Linked DNA regions of Homo sapiens: region 1 is linked to region 2. A link is a loop called in an ENCODE intact Hi-C map of the cell type or tissue named here. Cell type or tissue: endothelial cell of umbilical vein. All regions are shown on one strand. Each heading gives the region's core, and the rest is flanking DNA. Links, peaks and the distances in the headings are about the cores only. Region 1 has its middle 54 kb from the start of HS3ST1. Region 2 overlaps LOC107986178 (a long non-coding RNA gene).

Region 1 (2,929 bases), core at 225-2,724, 66 kb after region 2:
GGAGAAAACTGCTATTTTTCTGGAGTAGCAGTGATAGTGGTATGTTAAAATCATCAGGTTTTTTAAATTGCAAACAGAATAGTCTCAGAGCTTTTCTGATCCAAATTTACTCTGATAGTCTCCTATAAAGGGGTTTTGATAATTTGACAAAAACTTCACAGGCAATTTTGATTATCCCCATTTCCCGAGGTCATGTAGCCCAGAGAGCCCCATCTCTGCCCATTGAAAAACAGCGTCTAGCTTACATTTAACTTCCTTTGTGGTTCTCCATCTTGATTCTGAATACCATTCTCTGAACCAATTTTTCATATGTGGGGACCCGGTGGACAATGGAGAAAGGAGAAGAACTACCCCTGTCACCCCACTTTTCACCCATGGCCTTTTTGGAGGCCAGAGCACAGGCAGGGCTCTATGATTATCTAGAATTGAGATCACTTTCCCATCCCTGAAGCAACCTCAGACTGAGCGGCTTAGGCTACAGAGGTTGTCCCAAGCCTCAGAAGTAGAATTTCAACTTCTCCAGAAAAATACATTGAAGAGAGAAGTCTAATTCTGCCACTTAAACCTGCTGTCTCTCATAGTGAGATTCTGGTCACTACAAAATATGGCAAAATTCAGAGACTCAATTTTGTCTGACAGCTCAGCATCAGGTCCTGACAAGACAAGCTGTTTAAATATCTATGTGGCAAAGTGGGACAATTTTGTTGAGTTAGTAATGGTCAGTGGTGGTAGATGCTTTATCTAGAGAAATGCCTATCATCCAGTCCCATGTTGGGCTGTTGACCAGCCATTTTCTAGGCTGCTTTAAAAATAAAACCATCTTAATTTGTTGTGGCATTATTTTTACTATTTATTAACCAAACCAAACATGCAAATCACTGGAGATTTAGTGATTCAGCAAATGATAATAGAACGCTAAATAACAAGAGTGATGGCGGCACAGGAAATCTCTGCTTTATCTAAGACATTAACTTTTGAAACAAGAAATAACTTAAAAATTAGAAGACTATGTCATGATTTTTACAAGAAAAGGAATAATTAGAAGAGCTATATTTATTACTCCATGTCAAGAATGTGAAATGCTACGTATTTCACATTATTATATTATTTAATCTTCACAACAAAACTTAGAACTATGTAGATTTTATGGATTAAAAAAATGAGGGCAAGAAAGCCAGAGTTCATTCAGTAAAATGATTTTTACGACCTATTCTAGTTTATAAATGAAAAGCAAAAAGCCCCTTCTGCCTTTTCTGGTACAACCATGACCTGTCTCTTGGTTTAACGAATATTTGCATTCCCAAGCAAACATTCTAGGCCTCTTTCCTGATAGAGTTGAGGAAATGATGGTGTCTAGAATAGAGACTTAGTCATAACCACAAGTCACTGTCTACCCAGCCACACGCTTCTCTGGCACATTTGGATTGTGTGATTTTGGACTTAGTTTTCTCCAGTGACAGAAATCTACATCAAACTGACAAAAGCCAGTGGTATTGTTAAGACCCATAACTCCACTGAATAAAGAACTTACTGGAAGCATCTTGTGTCACTTGACAGCTGAATCACCCAACAGGAAATATGTAGGGGTCTGCTGGCTATTAAAAAACTGGAACCAGGGGTTTAGAAATGGTGCCAGGATACCTACTCTATCTCTACCTTTCCTTCGTTCTGTGGTCTCTACATCATACTCTATGGTCTGGCTTCCTCCATGTGGCAGAAAACTTGTCTTCCCATGCCTGGAGAGAAACTGACTCGCATGCATTCTGGTCACAGGTTTAGAAATTGGCTCACCTTATGTTGGGTGCCCATCCCTGGGTCATCACCTAAAGTCAGAGAAATAGCTCTGTTAAGATCGGGGTACCTCCAATGCAAACAACACAAATGAACAGAAAGAGAAAAACATTCCAGAATAGGGGGAATGCTGATCCAACAACACCATTGACATACTGTGGGAGGGCGCTGTGGAGGTTCACAGCCAAGAGGCAAGGGAGAAGCTTCTGGTAAGTCGAACGCAAACATTCCGGTGCTGCATTTTCAAACTCGAAGTAGGTTATTGTCAAGACCTCAGAGCTTGCATGCATTCATTTATTCATTTCTTAGACATTTCCTGTGCTGAACTAGAAGAAAAAACAAGAATAAGATACGATTTCTACCCTCAGCATTTACTGCCTGCGTGGAGAAATAGACAACTATACTAATGATGTCAGCATTGCGAGCCCAGTATATTAACAAAGGCTCATGAAGGGTGGTGTTTTTCATGCTGTATGTTGAGACCCACTGGCAGGTCATTAAATCAATTTACTGGGCTGCAGACAGCACTTTCTAAAGGAATAAAATAGGCCAGAATATATCAGGGTGCGTTATACTGCAGTAAAGATATAAGAGTTTGATAAAACAACTGTGTTCTGATTGCATAGGAGGCTCTGTATATGCAGGTTTGTGTACCAGGTCATGCTGTAAAAGGCATTTCTGACTTCAGGTCATCATCAAAAATCTTTAAATGCCATCAGTATAGTGTGAGTAGGAGCACAGAGGAGAGACATCTAGATGAAATTAGTAGGAGGTAGAAGAGGAAAGGTTTTCAATGAAGAGATCTCATGCTGAAACTTGGAGAAGAAGCAGTCATTCCAAGAGAAAGAACAACTTGTGAAAAAGGCCCTAAGGAGTGAGAAAGGAGGGAAGATTGATAAAGACCTGTGGCTGCAGAGTAGCAGAAGGAGCCTGCAATGGGTCAGGAATAGGGCTTGAGTCCCTCGGTCCGCCAATGCAGGAGGAGGGGCTGATGTTGAAGAATAGGGAAATGGGGCACGTATTTATCATGGAAGGTAGAAAGTAATAATGATAATTAGGATAAAATGCTATGCAGCTTTAGAGTAGTACAAGAATACCGTTCCTTAGAGAACCAGAGAGAGCTTCATTGATGAGGCAA
Region 2 (2,929 bases), core at 170-2,669:
ACATTGCAATAAATCCATCATAAGTCAAAAGCACATTTAATACCCTGACAAACCCATCATAAAGTTGAAAAATGATCAGTGGAACAATCCTAAGTTGAGGACTGTCTGTATTGTGGTAATTGTTGTGTAGCCCTGTACATATTCTAAAATATGTTGAATAATACACTTTAAATAAGTTAATTGTATCCTATGCAAATTATATTTCAGTAAAACTGTTAATAAGAAGTTGTAGTTAGTGACTACCATGGATCATAGATCATAATGAAAAATGGCAGATAAGCAGTCCACTCTCACAACAACAGTAGATTAGGACAGTTTAGTCATTTGTATACTTTATAATAAACCAAATACAAGTTCAGCAGACTTCTAACATCTTGCACACTCTTTCATCCCCAAGCTGGATTTACTACAAATGTCACTCTCCTCATGGGGTATTTAGAGTCTTGTCATTGCAGAGGTATTTGTTTCTTCCCATTTTGCCTCAGAACTATCCTTTACAAACACAAAGCATGACACCATATGTAGAGCTGTTCACATTCCCTACTAGGTGGGAATCAATCATGCCATATGTAGTTTTGTTTCACTTGTATCCACCAATAACAGCAGCTTCTCAGCAAATGCTTGTGAAAAGAACAGGTAAATAAAGTCCTCCATCAGTGGTTGAAAATTTGTGTCCAATCAGCTACCATTAGACAGAAAACATACTTTGTTTCATGTACACAGATGTTGACTAAAGTAAACTGGTTGCCAACATTTAAATATTGGGCATTTCCACATAAAAACCCACATTTCTAGGCTCTTGAAAATTTGAAGAAAATTTGACTTCTGGTCCCACATGAGAGCAGTCAACTGAATAATTACTGTATCCTAATTTGCCACGAACTCCACCATTCTTGTCTATACATTCATGCATTTTCATTTACTTATAACATTTACATTTGCTTCCTGGTCTATGCACACATTTGATATTATGTGATTTCTGTGTTAACCTGTAACACATTATATAGCTTTCAATGAAAAAATAATTTTATTTTTGTTCTCTTGAAATTGCCTTAGAACTAAGACTGCCATTAGAATGGCCCCAGAGCTTCCAGAGGACATGTAAGTGAAACAAGTGGATGAGTCATCAGAACCTCTGTGCCTGTCATTCACTCCAGTATCGGTGTTTCAAGGTGCACCTTCCAGCAAGAACCTTCTGAGTCACTGCTTAGAAAGTCTGTGGTTACCAAATTATTTAGTAAATAATTTATGTTATTTTTCTCACATTAGTAAAATTACCATAATTTTGTTTTCCCTTTCTGTTTATTAATATCTCTGGGTTCTGCTTGGAAGTCCAGAAAACTTTTTCAGGAAGCAGGCTGCCTCTGAGGCCATTCTCCTTCCTGTCATGTTCAGAAATTCCTGTTCTTCAAGTGGACTCATTTCCTTTCTGCCATTGCAGCTGTTACTCAACCACCTTGGATGCAGAAAGATAAGAAGGGTGACCCCACCTTCTTGTCACCACTTAAGGGTTCAAGTACTATGTGTACACCAATGGCTTCAAACTGTGCATTTTTATCTCAACCTCTCCCCCCAGCATCCAAGGCACACATCCAGTGTCTACGTTTAATCTTAATTTTGATATCCCATGGGCATCTCAAATTTGAGGTTTTGACACCATTACCCACTCCACACGCATAGTCCTCCTACTGTAGCCTTTCCAAACTCAGACTGGCAACTCCATTCCAGCCTAAGCAACTTCCAGCTGCCTTAGAGGCACAAAACTCTGCAGTCTCCTATGACTCCTCTCTTGCTCTCACTCCTGACATCTTGCTCACAAGCAAATTCTATTGGCTCCTTCAAAATGTATCTGAATCTCCCACCTCCACTCCCAACTCCTGGTCCATGCCAGCCTCTTCTCTTAACACTGCAAGAGGCTCCACACTGTCTTTCTGCTTCTGGTCTGCTCCCACATCCCTTTCAGTGTATTCTCAAAACACCCATCTGAGTAATTCTCATGAAATATGTCCCATCTCACTCCTCATGTGCTAGCTTCTCCATTTACCCCAGACTGCAAGCCAACAACCTTGCAGCGGCCTCAAGGCCAGAGATGATCCAGACATACATCCTCTCTCCAGACTTTTCCCTGTTCTATTCCCCGCCTTCCACTCTGCTGAGTGGAGTTCCTGATAACTATGCAATGTTCTTTTCTCAGATGTCTGCATGACTAGTTCTATGTCTCTTTATTCAAATTTTACTTTCTCTATTAGGGTTCCATAGCCACCTCTTCAAAATTATTCCCCCAGTACTTCTGATTCTCCTTACCTAATTTATTTATCAGCTTGGCATTTATCACCATCTTTATATTTTGTACTATATATTATATACATACTATATATACACACATACATATTTGTATACTTATATAATTTTACATAAATTTATAAAACTATATAGAAACATTTACATTTTTACTTATAAACAAATTACATATAAAAGCATATATTTTATGTATTTTACTTGTTCATATATTTTATCAGATTCACTATATTTTGCTTATTCAATGAGTGTAAATTCATTGTCTATCTCACTCGCCAGAATATGTAAGCTCTCTGAGGACAGGTATTTGTATTGGTTGTGTTTCCAGCTGAATTTCCAAGGCTGAGGACAGATCTGGCACTAAGAAGGCTCTCAAGAAATTGAATGAGCCACTTCAGCCACATCCCATTGGCTAGAACCCTGTTGCAGGGACCGTAATCTAACTGCGGGGTACCCTGGGAAGTGCAGAGGGACAGAGACAGGTGCTGAGCTCCAGCCATCTCTGTCATATCCAGGACATGAGAATAATCAGTGCTGGTCCAGCCCCTTCTCCCAACTTACCACCCATACTGCATGACCAGTGCTATGCTGCCACATCCCACTTGCATTCTAGATCATTCCTTTCAGTAAC

Evidence for each region. Hi-C counts contacts between places; a loop is a spot of excess contacts. Peaks named below come from ENCODE experiments on the same cell type or tissue, not always from the same donor. Only the 100,000 strongest peaks of a DNase experiment are listed, where the experiment ranks them.
Region 1: it touches region 2 in a loop (4-fold over the local background); 2 of 110 quality-filtered maps call a loop at or near these places.

The regions. Positions count from the first base shown.
Region 1 is chr4:11,481,709-11,484,637 of GRCh38, reverse strand. No RefSeq gene overlaps it. Among named protein-coding and RNA genes, the nearest start is that of HS3ST1, 54 kb to the right of the region's middle. In endothelial cell of umbilical vein, for the core only: no CTCF peak of the experiment used is centred there; no DNase peak of the experiment used is centred there; H3K27ac peaks cover 334 bases.
Region 2 is chr4:11,547,220-11,550,148 of GRCh38, reverse strand. All of the region lies in intron 1 of LOC107986178 (a long non-coding RNA gene), which reads right to left. Among named protein-coding and RNA genes, the nearest start is that of HS3ST1, 120 kb to the right of the region's middle. In endothelial cell of umbilical vein, for the core only: no CTCF peak of the experiment used is centred there; a DNase peak (open chromatin) is centred at 1,368; H3K27ac peaks cover 1,837 bases.